Regions from separate parts of the Homo sapiens genome. Here region 1 is linked to region 2. A link is a contact called in ENCODE Hi-C or POLR2A ChIA-PET data. All regions are on one chromosome and are shown on one strand. Each heading gives the region's core, a stretch centred on a gene start or an enhancer-like site at or near the end of the contact. The rest is flanking DNA. Distances are from core to core; before and after follow the strand shown. Region 1 has its middle 37 kb from the start of ERMN. Region 2 overlaps LOC105373714 (a long non-coding RNA gene).

Region 1 (7,141 bases), core at 3,671-6,170, 540 kb before region 2:
TAGAGATTAGGCTCTAAGGTTGTACAGAGATAACTTTTTTAACCCTTCTTTACCCTAAAACTTATCAAATTTATAACATGGTGGAAAATATATGTATGTGTACGTGTGTTGTATAAATGTGTGTGTGTAATTACTACTTTTGTGGACATGAATCTTCCACAGAACACAATTTGGAAAAGACAGCAAAAAGCTATAATAGAGCCAAATCACTAAGGCTAAATTCAATAGAGACAAATTTAAATCTAGCATTGATATTTTTAAAGTCCCATTATTCAAGAACAAAATTCAGGCCAAGAATGCCTTTTAAATGCCCTGGAGGTGGACTACCATGAGTCAGACGATGATGATGAAGCTGATGGTTAATGAAATCTTAGGCTAATTTAATAGAAGTGTACTGTCTGTATCAAGGGAGATTAAGATATATGTCTGGCTCTGAATTAAGCCTTTAAATAGAGTGTTGACAAATAAAAGGAGTGGCAGACTTTGACAATTAAGTTGAAAGTTATAGAAGTGATGTTATATAATATTACCGGAGAAACTAGAAATAATATTTTAATTGACATAAATATATGACTGGTTTAGGGTTGTTAAGGGTAACTAAGATGTGATACTTATGTTCCTATAGTTAACAGATCATCATTAAAATAAGGATGTAGACTTAACTCGTGTTTCTCTAGAGTCCAGGACTAGGACTAACAAATGATAAGGAATTCAGTTTAGGTTTAACATAAATAAAATGTTTCAACAAGCTGTCTCAGAAGAAAATAGACTGACCAAAAATTAGAGAAAATCCAATCAAATTAAATAGTCTCTTAGAACTTGCCACAGAAAAGAGGCATTGTCCAGTCACCTAACTTACCTTACTTACCCTGGAAATTTATTAGTAAAAAAGGAAATTTCAGAAATCTCATATTTAAAGAAGAAATGGAAATGTATGTATGGATGTCCGTAATTCAATAGCATCTTTGGTCATCAAAGAACTGCTCTCTTGACTCAATGGCATCAACTACACTTGAGATCTCACTTCTCTTTTCTGCTGTAAATGATTTAACTGCCCCACAAGCAACAGATGTCTTTGCTTCTCATGGCTACTCCTATTCTAGGCTTCTCCTGCCCCATGACTTTTCCACACTAGTTTTTTTTTTCCTATGGTGTTTTTTCTTCTGACATCTCTGCTATCTGATGATTTTTCTCCGTGACTTACTTTAAAATGTCCTGCTAGATAATCTTTTTTGTTTCTTGAGACAGGGTCTCACTCTGCCACGCAGGCTGGAGTGCAGGCTCACTGCAGCCTTGACATCCCGGGTTCAAGTGATCCTCCTACCTCAGCCTCTTGAGTAGCTGGGACCACAGGTGCATGTCACCACACCCTGCTAATTATTGTACTTTTGTAGAGACAGGGCTTTCCCATGTTACCCAGGCTGGTCTCAAACTCCTGAGCTCAAGCAATCCACCCACCTTAGACTCCCAAAGTGCTGGGACTACAGGCATGAGCCACCACACCCAGACTAGATAATCTTATTGAATTGTCCTCTCAACATCGAATACAGTGCATCACTATTAAGTTCCTCTCACCAGGCCGTCTTACAGATTTCTTTCTCCAAATAGTTGCCTTTGTAGCAGCTACCCAGCCATAATCCTCTCAGTTGTGACCAGAACATTACGGTCACAAGACAGCAAACACTGCAACCTATATGAAGGAAGTCCTTAAGAGGTAATAAATGGTGGACACTATAAATGGACTATCCAGGACCACCATCTCATAGAAATACTCTAGAAGATGCTTCTGTTTTGTATTAGAGGTTAAATAAAATCTCAAAAGTCCCTTCCAACACTAATGTTCTACTACATGAATGTATAGATCTAAGCCATTATTGTTTCTTAATATTGATAAAAAATATTAGGGCTTATGGAAAGCATAGGTTTACTGGCATCATATTTAATACAAAGCCTATGATATGGTTTGGCTGTGTCCTCACCCAAATCTCATCTTGAATTGTAGTTCCCATTATCCCCACATGTCATGAGAGGGGCCTGGTGGGAGGTAATTGATCACTGGGGGTGGATTCCCCCATACTATTCTCATGATAGTGAGCAAGTTCTCACGAGATCTGATGGTTTTATAAGAGGCCTCCTCCTTTGCTCAGCCATCATTTTTCTCCTTCCAACCATCATGTGAAGAAGGACATGTTTGCTTTTCCTTCTGCTATGCTTGTAAGTTTCCTGAGGCTTCCCCAGTCACGTGGAACTGTGAGTCAATTAAACATCTTTCCTTTAGAAATTATACAATCTCAGGGGTTCTTTATAGCAGTGTGAGAACAGACTAACACAGTAAATTGGTACCACAGAGAGTGGGGCACTGATACAAAGATACCTGAAAGTGCGGAAGCAACTTTGGAACTGGGTAACAGGCAGAGGCTGGGACAGTTTGGAGGGCTCAGAAGAAGACAGAAAAATGTGGGAAAGTTTGAAACTTCCTAGAGATGTGGAGGGTTCAGAAGAGAGGAAGATGCGGAAAAGTTTGGAACTTCCTAGAGACTTGTTAAATGGCTTTGACCAAAATGCTGATAGTGATATGAACAATGAAGTCCAGGCTGAGGTAACCTCAGATGGAGATGAGGAACTTGTTGGGAACTGGAATAAAGGTAACTCTTGCTATGCAAAGAGACTGGTGGCATATTCCCCCTGCCCTGGAGATCTGGGGAACTTTGAATTTGAGAGAGATAATTTAGGGTATCTGGCAGAAGAAATTTCTAAGCAGCAAAGCATTCAAGAGGTGACAGAGTGTAAAAGTTTGGAAAGTGTGCAGCCTGGTGATGTGATAGAGAAGGAGCTGAATGTTAATCAGCAAGACAATGGGGAAAAAGTCTCCAGGGCATATCAGAGACCTTCATAGCAGCCCATCCCATTACAGGCCCAGAGGCCTAGGAGGAAAAAATGGATTCCTGGGCCAGGCCCAGGGCCTTGCTGCTTAGTGCAGTCTCAGGACTTGGTGCCCTGCATCCCAGCCACCCCAGCTGTGGGTAAAAGGGGCAAAGGTATAGATCAGGCTGTGGCTTTGGAAGGTTCAAGCCCCAAGCCCTGGCAGCTTCCACCTGGTGTTGAGCCTGTGCATGAACAGAAGTCAAGAATTGAGGTTTGGGAACCTCCACCTAGATTTCAGAGGATGTATGGAAATGTCTGGATGTCCAGACAGAAGTCTGCTGCAGGGGCAGAGCCCTCATGGAAAACCTCTTCTAGGGCAGTGCAGAAGGGAAATGTGGGATTGGACACCACCACACACAGAGTCCCCACTTGGTCACTGCCTGGTAGAGCTGTTAGAAGAAGACCACCATCCTCCAGACATTAGAATGGTAGATCCACCAACAGCTTGCCCTCTGTGCCTGGAAAAGCCACAGACTCTCAACGCCACCCATGAAAGCAGCCAGGAGGGGGCTGTACCCTGCAAAGCCACAGGGGTGGAGCTGCCCAAGGTCATGGGAGTCCACTTCTTGCATCAGCATGACCTGGAGTCAAAGACATGGAGTCAAAAGAGATCATTGTGGAAGTTTAAGATTTAATGACTGCCTTATTGGATTTTGAACTTGCATGGAACCTGTAACCCCTTTGTTTTGGCTAATTTCTCCCATTTGGAATGGAAACATTTACCCAATGCCTGTACCCCCATTGTGTCTTGGAAGTAACTAACTTGATTTTGATTTTACAGGCTCATAGGCAAAAGGGACTTGCCTTGTCTCAGATGAGACTTTGAACATGGACTTTTGGGTTAATACTGGAATGAACTAAGACTTTGGGGCACATTTAGAAGGGCATGATTGTGCTTTGAAATGTGAGGACATGAGATTTGGGAGGGGCCAATGGTAGAATGATATGGTTTGGCTGCACCCCCACCCAAATCTTATCTTGAATTGTAGTTCCCATAATCCCCATGTGTTATGGGAGGGGCCCAGGGGGAAGTAATTGAATCATGGGGGCGGTTCCTCTATGCTATTCTCATAATAGTGAGCAAGTTCTCATGATATCTGATGTTTTTATAAGGGGGCTTCCCCCTTCGCTTGGTTCTCATTCTTCTCCTTCCAACCATCATGTGAAGAAGGACATATTTGCTTCCCCTTCTACCATGATTGTAAGTTTCCTGAACCCCCCACTCTCAGTCATGCAGAACTGTGAGTCAATTAAACTTCTTTCCTCTATAAATTACCTAGTTTTGGGCAGTTCTTTATAGCATTGTGAGAACAAACTAATACAGCCTAATTGAAATACTATTACTTCTTCCAACAGACACCCCTAATCCAGACCCTTTATTAATAAGTGAGATCAAAGAGAAATGACAATAAGATATAAACATATACAGACATAACTAAGTGTTTTACATATTCCACCGTAGCTCTTACATGCTGAATTTAAGCAAATCTCTTTGTCTGAGACTCGGTTTCCCCATTTGAAAAACTGAGAAATTATCACTTGACTTTCAAGGTGTGGAAATTAAATTTTACCAGTATGCTAATTCTTTTTAACTTGAAAAATCTTTATAATACTCTTAACCAATAATCCAGAAGCAGTTTAAATCATTGATTTTGTCTTCCTCAGTTAGCAAAATAGACTTTTTCAAACAACTATAGAGTACCTGTTTGGTGCACAGAAGAAAATGAAACATTAAAAATTTTCAAGTAGGCAAAAAAATTTCAGCATCCCCCTAGGTGACTGACTTATTACCATTTAGCTCTTCTTCCTCAGTTCTCCTCTTTCTCTCCCCAACTTTTTCTACCATTTGATTTTCCTGAATGACTCATAAGTATAGAACCACCAATTATTTTATATTTCATATTAAGCGGTGCAAGCCAAATTGAGTTACAGCTTAGACAAGAAATCCTAGGGGAAACACCCAGGAGACTGTCATGACACACTTCTTGTTCTCTGGCATAAGCAGAGATAATAATTAAGCATCACGTGACATATTACTCTAAAAATAGATGCCCTGTGTGGTTTTTGTCATACACACATCCAAGGTGTTTTAAAAAAATGTTTATTTTAATGTGTTACACATTTAGCCTCTGGGAATCATTTCACTGAGCAGCTGAAAAGCTGCAGTAAATTCTTGGTTACTGAAATGACATGAGGATGAGTTATTTAAATATCTTTATGTTCATAACATAGACTGGGTTGAAACAAATCTTCCTGCTGTGGCTAACTCATAAAGATCTCATGATCTAAGTAGGAGATGCCACATATCTTCTTTTTTTTCTCAATGCATGACTCTCTTTGGATATTCATTCATTCAACAAATATTTATTGTGTATCCACAAAGTACCAGGCACTGTTTTCAGGACACAGGATACTGCAGTCAACAAGATAAATGAGTACAATGCTTGAATAAACCTACAATTCTGTTTTAAGATGGCAAACAGTAAACAAGGACATAAATTAATACATAATTTCAGATGGAGATGAGAGTTGTAAAGAAAATTAATGATAACTGAATAAGGAAAATGGGGACAAGGAAGAGCTTATTTAGATTAGGTAACTAAGACAAGCTCTCTAAGAAGTGAAGAACTGAATGAGAGGAAGCCTGCCAATCGAACCCTGGCAGGAAGAACAATTATAGAACAGGGAACCACAATGGTAAGCATGTCACGTTTAGAGAAAAGAGACCAGTGTGGCTGAAGCACAGAAGTCAGAGTGTGGTTGGAAATATGGCCAGTGTGGTAGGCAAGAGACAGGTCCCTCAAGAATACAAGAAATATGGTCTGTGGTAGGCAAGAGACAGATCCCTCAAGAATAATTGTGGAAGTGAATGGATTTAACCCAAGTTCAAAGAGAAGCAATTGGGGAGTTTTAAGCAAAGAAGTGATATGATTTAATTTATATTTTAAAAGCTTACTCTGGTTAGATGGGGGTGGAAATAGGAATGAAAGAAGGCAAATCATTTAGGTATTTGAAATATTCAGTAGTATAGGCAAAAACAGCTGATGACTTAGATTACCATTGCAGGCAGATGAGTAGCAAAAATGGTGGTCAGATTTAGTATATACTATAGGGGTAAAACCAATGTGCTCCTCTGATTGATGTGATTTACAAAATAAAAAAAGGAATCAAGGCAACAATTTCCATACTTTATTTCTCAGTCTATCTTATGGTGCTCACTGCATTTCATGGTAGGAGTTCAAAGGTAACATTAAAAATAAGGAGTATCTACACAGCAGAAGGTTGGAGAATGAGGAAGCATTGACCAGATATGAGAGAATTATGAAGCACTGCATTGTGACCCCTGTAGGAACAAAAGTAAATATTGTCTCTAGCTTTTGTTATCATTGTAGGAAGACCAGGGATCCTAGGGTATGTAAAATTTTCCATCTCCTTCTTATAACAGACTAGTTCTGTCTTTACATTTTACACAAGACCATAGATTTTGCACAGTGTTTCTTTCACTAAGCCCCACCAACATATTATCTAATCTTAATAAAATTTGGTCAGCAGAGATGTAAAAAATGCAGAGAAAACAAAATAAAAGTAAAAAAGAAAATGTGAAGGCAAAGATGATGAAAAAAATAGAAGATAAAGGCCTGAAATATGCCTGAAAAGTGCAAAAAGTGTGCATTTCTAATTATCAGCTTCTGTGTACTTTTGAACTGCGGAAGTTTTGAACTGAATGAGTTCAAAAGGTGGCCAAGACTGATGAAGTGTCTCTGTTAATAGAAAAATTTAAACTGAGTCTTCTCAAGAGAGGCATACTTAGAAGCTCTAATGAGCTCCTCAGTGGAAGAAAAATCCGAACCTAATCTTTTGGTTCAATAAGTTAATTCTCTTAGTGAAAGATGAGTCGAGTGAGCCAATCTTTATGAACACTGAAAGCAAAACGGCAGAGAATTAAAGCTCTGAGCCACTACACTTCAGGCCTTTCCTCTCTTTTTTTTTTCACTTTCTTTCTTTCTTTTTATCTTCTTTGTTGGCTAATCTAGGAGCAGTTTACCAGGCTGCCAGGCAATGCAAAGGTCTAAACTCTTTGTGAAGAGAATTTGAAATAATCACATTATGTTTGTCAAGGCTTTGTATTTGTGGAGGTGAACAGTAACAAATAAGAGAAAAAGTCTGCAATCTGTGTTTGTATCACAGGGATAATGCCCAGGATTCTTTGTATTTT
Region 2 (7,881 bases), core at 785-3,284:
CCCAGCATAATTATTAATAGCACTCTTTTTCATCTCAAAAGTGTCCCAGTTTGGATGATAGATTATACACCATTACCCTAGGCCTAGAAGACATTTGATTAACACGTGTAGGACACGAATGAGGACTGGCAAAATTTCTAAGGTATGTTATTCATGAGTATGGGGAAATATACCCAGATACCATTGACGACAATGAGAAATGCTTTGGGAAGTGACATAGGAATGATCAGAGAAAATTATATTCTCAAGTTATCCCATAAATTCGCAGCAAGAAAGGCAGGACATAGAAAAACTAGGAAGTCTAGACAGGTTAATATCTCCTCTCTCACCAAGCAACTGAGCCCCCCTCCCCTGACCAAAAAAAGCATGAATCTCGTCACCGTACAGAGTTGGTTATTTTCCTCCTTTCTGCTTAATGGCTATGATCTTGGGCAAGTTATTGAGTATCTCTGAACCTCACTCTACTCATGGGTAAAAAAGATAATAAGGCTTACTTCAGTTTTGGGGAGTTACTGAAATAGGTGTGTAAACCAGCTGGCACTGTGATTAGGTGCTCAATGGTAGCAGTTCCACCATTATTCTTTCCATCATGGCCACTCTGCACTGTAGTCTCACCAGAGTCACATGACTTTTAAAATAAAGTGTTCCTGTGAGAGGAGCCACAAGGAGGCTGTGGAAGTGGGAGTTGATTCTTGGGTTTAAAGACTTTTTTTGGTTTGTTTTTGTTTTTGAGAGAAGGTCTTGCTCTGTTGCCTAGGCTAGAGTGCAGTGGTATGATCATAGCCCACTGCAGCCTCAACCTCCCGGGCTCAAGCAATCCTCCCACCTCAGCCTTCTGAGTAGCTGGGACTACATGTGCACCATGCCCAACTGATTTTTGTATTTTTTGTAGAGACGGGGTTTCACCACATTGCCCAGGCTGGTCTTGAGCTCCTGGACTCAACCAATCTGCCTGCCTCAGCCTCTCAAAGTGCTGGGCTTGCAGGCATGAGCCACCATGTCTGGTCTTTCTCTTTCTGTCTGTCTGGCTTGCTTGCTTGCTTGCTTGCTTGCTTGCTTGCTTGCTTGCTTGCTTGCTTCCTTTCTTCTGTTCTTCCTTTCACTGCTTCTCTTTTTTTTTTTTTTTTTTTTTGACAAACTCAGTCATAAAGTCTTTGGTGAATGAAAAAGAAAGTGAAAGATTAAAGGGAAGAGCAGTAACTGAAAAACAGGTGCCGTGGTGCACACTTGTAGTTCAAGCTACTTGGGAGGCTGAGATGGGAGGATTGCTTGGACCCAGGAGTTCGAGGTTGCAGTGAACTATGAAAAAAAAAAGATCACTGAAGATGGATCAGAAATGGCAGATTTATAGACCTATGTGAGGCAAAAAAAGAATGGAAAGAAAAGGAAGGAAGGAGGCCAGGCACAGTGGCTCATGTCTGTAATCCCAGCACTTTAGGAGGCCGAGGCTGGTGGATCATGAGGTCAGGAGATTGAGACCATCCTGGGTAACATGGTGAAACCCCATCTGTACTCAAAATACAAAAAAATTAGTCGGGTGTGGTGGTAGCGCCAGTAATCCCAGCTACTCGGGAGGCTGAGGCAGGAGAATCGCTTGAACCCGGGAGGCGGAGGTTACGGTGAGCCAAGATTGCGCCACTGCACTCCAGCCTGGGTGACAGAGTGAGACTCCCTCTCAAAAATGGAAAGGGAAAGGGAAGGGAAAGGAGAGAGGAAGGGAAGGGGGAGAGAGAGGAAGGAAGGAAGGAAGGAGGAAGGAAAGAAGAAAAAAAAAAGAGGTGATGAGCTGTAATCTCTAGTCAACAAAACCTGACTAGAATGTTGCCTGAGAACTTCTATAAAGGGTCCTGCAGGTTTTTTGAGGAATATGGGTCGGGTGGGGAGTAGCCCATCCTATGGAAATGATACTACTGTTCATATAACTGTTGCCTCTCAGCCATCTAGACTGCTGTTTGGGTGGGCGGGATGGAGAAATACTATTCTGTTAAAACTAAGAGCTTTGAAGTGGAGACAAACACAATCTGGTAGTATCACAGAGGCATTATTCACCCTGATGACTCACACTCTGGCTCCCACACAGCAGAGGCAAGAAGTAACATTAGTGACCTTGAAGATGTTGGCCAAGTATAGACCCAGCATTAAAACCTGAGTTCAAATGAACGTGTGTGTGTGTTTGTGTGTGTGTGTGTGTGTGTGTGTAGAGAGAGACAGAGACAGAAAGAGAGACTAAGAGAATACATGTTAAAGAGAATGTATGGTGAACAATTCTAAAAACCAGTATAAAAACTTCATATTGAAAGAGCTAACTCAACTAAATAATAAGTACTTACAAGGAAATAATCATTATGTGAGTGGGTCTCAGCTCAAAGCATTGATAAAGTTGTTCAGAGCGAGAACATTTAAAAGCATCATTGTTAGTGAGGAGGTAAATAGGAAACCCAGTCCCTATTCCTGGGCTCAAATCTCCCTCATCATTTCCATTCATCATGACTCTTTATGAATCCAGTTTGCTGAAAGTAATGTTTTCTGTGTTCCCAACCACACACTGCTCTATGTTCGGAGCCCTACAGACAAAATTCAAACAGATGCAGTCCCCAGGCCTTTGACAACATGCAATAGAAAGCAGACAATAATAAAAGAATGCATCGGAACCTACAGATGTGCAGGCAGCTGCACAAATGGCAAACAGAGTCATGACCTTAGACCAGATGGTCCCTGTGGCTTAGTAAAAAATTATCAACGTAGAACCCAGGCACAGTTTCAGGTTGATAGAGATAGCTAGTTCCTGGAATTGTACATTGAAACCTCAGAGAAAAATAAAAGCAAAACCAACCATGAAGTCATTTAAAGCTGACGAGAAGAGAGAACTTTAGGAGTTATGTACTAAACAGCTAGAATAGAAAGGGTTTCCAGTTACGGAGTTTGCCACATGGAAAAACCAGGGGATGATAGTGGAGCACACCATTGTAAACAGTGAAGAATCTCATTGGTCACCATGTTTGCATGGACAAAAGAAGAGGACTGGAGTGCAAGGGCTGTAGAGGATGGCTTAAAGGTAGACTTGAGACAAGTGTACTCAGAGTTTGTTTCTCGTTTAAGTTTCCAAAGGTTTTATGGTTATGTTTCGGGTTATATTTGTCCCTCAGCATTTCTTTTTTTTTTCTTTCTTTCTTTTTTTTGAGACAGAACCTCTCTGTGTTACCAGGCTGGAGTACAGATGCGCAATCCCGGCTCACTGCAACCTCCACCTCCCAGGTTCAAGCAATTCTCCTACCTCAGCCTCCCAAGTAGCTGGGACTACAGGCACATGCCACAATGCCCAGCTAATTTTTGTATTTTTAGTAGAGACAGGGTTTCACCATTTTGGCCAGGATGGTCTCGATCTCTTGACCTCGTGATCTGCCCACCTCGGCCTCCCAAAGTGCTGAAATTACAGGCATGAGCCACTGCACCCGGCCCTATTTTTTTTTTAAAGTGTTTACCTTTCATGGGTGCATATAATAGTTACAGGAAGTAAGGTGTGGTTTACTCAGAATTCATAACTATAATTAAAACAACAACAACAAAAAACCTCTTAGGATCTTTTCTCTGCAATTAACAGTAGCCCAACTCAAAATAGCCTAAGGAGAAAAGAGACTATCATAAGAAAATCCATGTGTTTCCCAGACTCCAAGAACTGGAATGTAGGTGGGTCGCACTTAACCACACTTAAATACCACAAGCACTCTCTGTCCATCTTTTGTCTTTGTTTTGCCAGTTGGCTTCCTTCTTTGCTTGCTGCCAGCTAACCTGCTGTAGTGTTCATGCGTGCACATGGGAAACACAACTGCCAATAGGCCACATCTTATGTTTCTTCCTTTTCAAACAGCAGCAAGATTGACCTGAGTCTTAGTCTAATTCCAAACTCCTGGGAAAGGGTTAAGATTGATCCCATTTGGGTCAGGTAGCCACCCCTGAATGAATTAATGGTAGCCACTGGGTCACAATGTATTAACTCAGCTCCCATCGCTGCCATATTTGTAAACATGTGGAGGGGACAGTTCCTAGGAAAGAATGGTACTGACTAGACAAAGGGTATTTATGTATCAAGATGCTTTGGGCTGGGTATTTATTATGTCACATAACAAAAAGTCTTGCCTGCAATTTAATGAGTCTGAGATTCAAGTCAATGCAATTTAACCAGTACTTATTGAGCACCTACTAAGTGCCAGGCACTGTTTTTGGTGCTGGTGATGTATGAGTGAATAAAGCAGGCAATAATCTCTGCCTTCAGGGAGCGTATATTCTATGGTTGGTTAATTCAGTGACTCAGGAGCATTAACAAGTTCTCAGATTTTTTGTTTGTTTGTTTTAACTCTGCCAACCCCAGCAAGTCAGCTATAACAATCCCTGACAAAAGAAATTGAACCAAGACACACAAAGTTTTAGTAACTTACCTAAGGTCACACAAGAGCCTATGAAGGAATCATGAGACCAGACTCTTAACTGAAATACAGTGCTGGTTTTTTGGCTCTGGGGCTGGAGAAGGACCCAGCTTTCCTGAAGCATGTGGCTACCTGATGCCTGAACAAAATCAGGGGTCTATGACCCAAGAATAGGTGGGGATGGCTTCTAGAGGGGAAACTACCATGACTTCTATAGCCTGCTGCACTGGGACCAATGTATCTTTAAATCTGAGAATTGACTGAGTTGGTAAAAACCACTTTATTTATAGTTAGAAGCTCTCCCTGAGGTCGTGGTTAGGAGATCAGGATAGAACTGGAGGTGGCTTACGCAGAATACAAGGGGCTTGTAAATCAAGGTTTCTATTTGCAAAGATGTTGATCAGCACAGAAGGGATAGAGCTGATGGTTACAGCAGGGGGCAGTCTCCTAAACTGCAGAAAAGGCACTTTGATGTAGCAGAAAGTATATAAAGTCTAGAATTTAGAGACTGGGTATCAATTCCTATAATGTAACAGTCAGAAGATTCTTAAGGTATGTTGGGGTATCATTTTAGCAGAGGTTGAGGAAAATCGTCTTCATTTGACTTTAACCAGGAAAGGTGCTTTTGGATCCCACATTGGCAAACCTGCTATAGCTGATTACCACTCAGTGATGGAAACTAGGAACTTCTGGAAAGAAAAGGCATAAATTTAAACAGAATTTCTGTAAATCTGAATAATGTAGAAAGAAGAGGAGGAGGAATCATAGATAATTACTCCTATGAAATACAAGCTGGAGATATAACATCCTATATAAAGAGAACAATAATAAATCTTTGTATTAAGAAACAAGGAAATTGCTGGGTGCAGTAGCTCACTCCTGTAATCCCAGCATTTTGGGAGGCTAAGGCGGGCAGATCACCTGAGGTCAGGAGGTCGAGACCAGCCTGGCCCACGTGGTGAAACCCTGCCTCTACTAAAAATACAAAAATTAGCCAGGCATGGTGGCAGGCGCCTGTAATCCCAGCTACTCGGGAGGCTGAGGCAGGAGAATCGCTTGAACCTGGGAGGCAAAGGTTGCAATGAGCCAAGATCGCACCATTGCACTCCAGCCTGGGTGACACAGCAAGACTCCATCTCAAAAGCAAAAAACAAAAAAGAAACAAAAAACAAGGAAATCATCAAGAATGCTGATAAATACACAGATAGGACTTTGATTGTATTTGCTTTTTTTTTTTTTTTTTAAGATGAGAGCAAGTGATCCTCCCACCTCCACCTCCCAAGTAGCTGGGATTACAGGCTCACACTGCCACGCTGGCAAATTTTTTATTTTTTAGTAGAGACAGAGTTTCACCATGTTGCCCAGGCTGGTCTCAAATGTCTAGTTTCGAGGGATCCGCCTGCCTTGGCCTCCCAAAGTGCTGGGATTACAGGCATGAACCACTGCGCCTGGCCTATGTTTGCAATGTTTTATTTCATAAACTGAGTGGTGGGCACATGAGTGTGTTTTTTTATTATTCTCTATGCTTTTTTTTTTCCTGGAATATTTCATTAAAAAAAAAACAAGCTTGGTATCATTTTGCCTTTTTGGAATCTGTCATTTGTAATTTGATGCATTGTCATTAGTGAGTGGGGAGGTGCAGAAGAGGAACTGAGTTCTGATGTCTTCTTCCTTCCAGAAGGAAGGACCAGATCTGAGATCTTAGATCATCAAGAATATTCCTCATATCATGTTTGTGGTCATGGCACTACCCTCCCCTCCCTTTCTCCTGCCCCCTCGCAGTTTTTTCCTGTACATTTGGGAACTCAGTTGCATCCTACAATTTGCCACTGCCCCAGTTGCACCAAGGAGTGGGTGTAGTAGAAATTCAGTATCCACTGGTATGTGTCATTGTTCCTGAGTCAACTTTGCTTTTCAAAAACACAATATGTTATTAAACAAAATCTCTCCTCTGTTCTGAACAACAGACTAGCAGTTGGGCTTTTTAATATATACTTAAGAAAAGTATACATGCTTAGTCCACTTGAAGGCTAATCACCTGCCAGGGTTTATTGGGAGTTGCTAGGGTGGGTCCCACCCACCCCTCAACACCAATTCTTGAGTCACACAATGGCAACATTTTGCTATAAAAATGCTAACTTCTCTTCTGTTGTACTTCTGCTGTTATTCAAAAACAGCCAAATGGATGTTATTGAAATCCGGTCCCAAGAAAGGTTGAAATTGCTCCCCAGCTGGGCCTGAGACCCTGTGTGCCAAATTTCAGCCTAAAGAGAATTCTTATATTTGAGTCACTCCGAGCAGCTGAAAATATGAGGTTTGGGGTGGAAATGCTAACAGACTCTTAACTATCATTTTGCAAACCATGTGATTATAACACAATGCAACCCCCCTCTGGAGCAGCTCTCTGGCAAAAGCAACAGAAACAAGACGTCTGGGCCCGAAAGTTCTGCCTTTACAAGCTTCTGCTGGGCTAGCAGCAGGCAGGGGAAGCCTGGTGATGCCATTGTCGACATTGCTGTTCTAGCTGACGTTAAAAGATGGGCCTCATTGGTGAATTTCTGTTAAATAGCATGAGCGTATACAGCTCATTCCTTTGCAGGGTGCCTTGGAACGCAAGTTTATGGTCACCCTTGCCTGTTCTGGAAGTGTTATCACCAACACAGTGCTTGATTCCAACCAGACACGAATTGTTTGCCACCTCTAGTCCCATTGGCTTAGTCACACTTGCTCCCATTCCAACTTGGCAAAAATGCCTGCACTGCTTGGCCACTTGCTTCTATCATCTGGCATTTAGATGTGGGCTGAATCTCTCCTCAGTAACATTCGGGGCCACAGAGATGCTTTGGTTCCAGTCTCCAAACACATGTTCCAGACAGTGAGTGTCCAAATGTAGGTAGAGTTTCCATGGGCTGATTCATTCATGGAACCCTCACAGGATGGAGGGCAATCAGAGCTTCTTGGAGGCAACCCCCTAGAGCACTATTTCTAGAAGAGTCTCTCACCATACCTGCCAGAACACTCAGCCCTCTATAGGGTGGTGACAAAAGGCAAATTTCTCCCAAGGCCCAGTCAAACTGTGGCTTATCTGTTTCTGCTACTCACCAGCCAGTCTACTTTGGGCAAAAAAATTACATGCATTGATGGGTAAATCTCAGTTTCCTACGGGACAGAACCTGCCTTCTGTCTGCTTGTGAAAATCATAGAATGTGAGAGTATTTTCTAAACTGCTATGCACCATATACATTTTTGGCCATGATATCTCCAAAATTGCATTGTAGCTTCAAAATTCAAATTTCAGCTAAATTACAATTGAAGTCAATAGGAGTGGATTTTAAAGATCTGCTTCCATTAGAAATAGCAGGCCACAGGTTCTCAGAATTAGTATTTGTCAGATGTCTGATACATACTCAGTTCTCTGTTAAGGACTGTGAAGGTGGCTGCGCATGGTGGCTCGCAC

Evidence for each region. Hi-C counts contacts between places; a loop is a spot of excess contacts on that map. ChIA-PET counts read pairs that join two places held with the same protein, here RNA polymerase II (POLR2A). Pooled maps may share reads with other maps.
Region 1: a loop to region 2 is called in a map with no recorded cell type, with 5 times the contacts of the local background. The contact joins two enhancer-like sites. A Hi-C loop is called at or near these places in 1 of 37 single-sample maps with no recorded cell type and 4 of 50 pooled maps. POLR2A ChIA-PET finds 5 or more read pairs at or near these places in 1 of 52 experiments (naive thymus-derived CD4-positive, alpha-beta T cell).

What each region holds. Positions count from the first base shown.
Region 1 is chr2:157,358,796-157,365,936 of GRCh38, forward strand. No RefSeq gene overlaps it. Among named protein-coding and RNA genes, the nearest start is that of ERMN, 37 kb to the left of the region's middle. Within about 2 kb of position 4,921, at least 2 of the 41 ENCODE cell types and tissues checked have a DNase peak (open chromatin) inside an H3K27ac peak, as active enhancers do.
Region 2 is chr2:157,896,682-157,904,562 of GRCh38, forward strand. The region is part of intron 1 of LOC105373714 (a long non-coding RNA gene); the gene reads left to right. Among named protein-coding and RNA genes, the nearest start is that of ACVR1, 24 kb to the left of the region's middle. Within about 2 kb of position 2,035, at least 6 of the 41 ENCODE cell types and tissues checked have a DNase peak (open chromatin) inside an H3K27ac peak, as active enhancers do.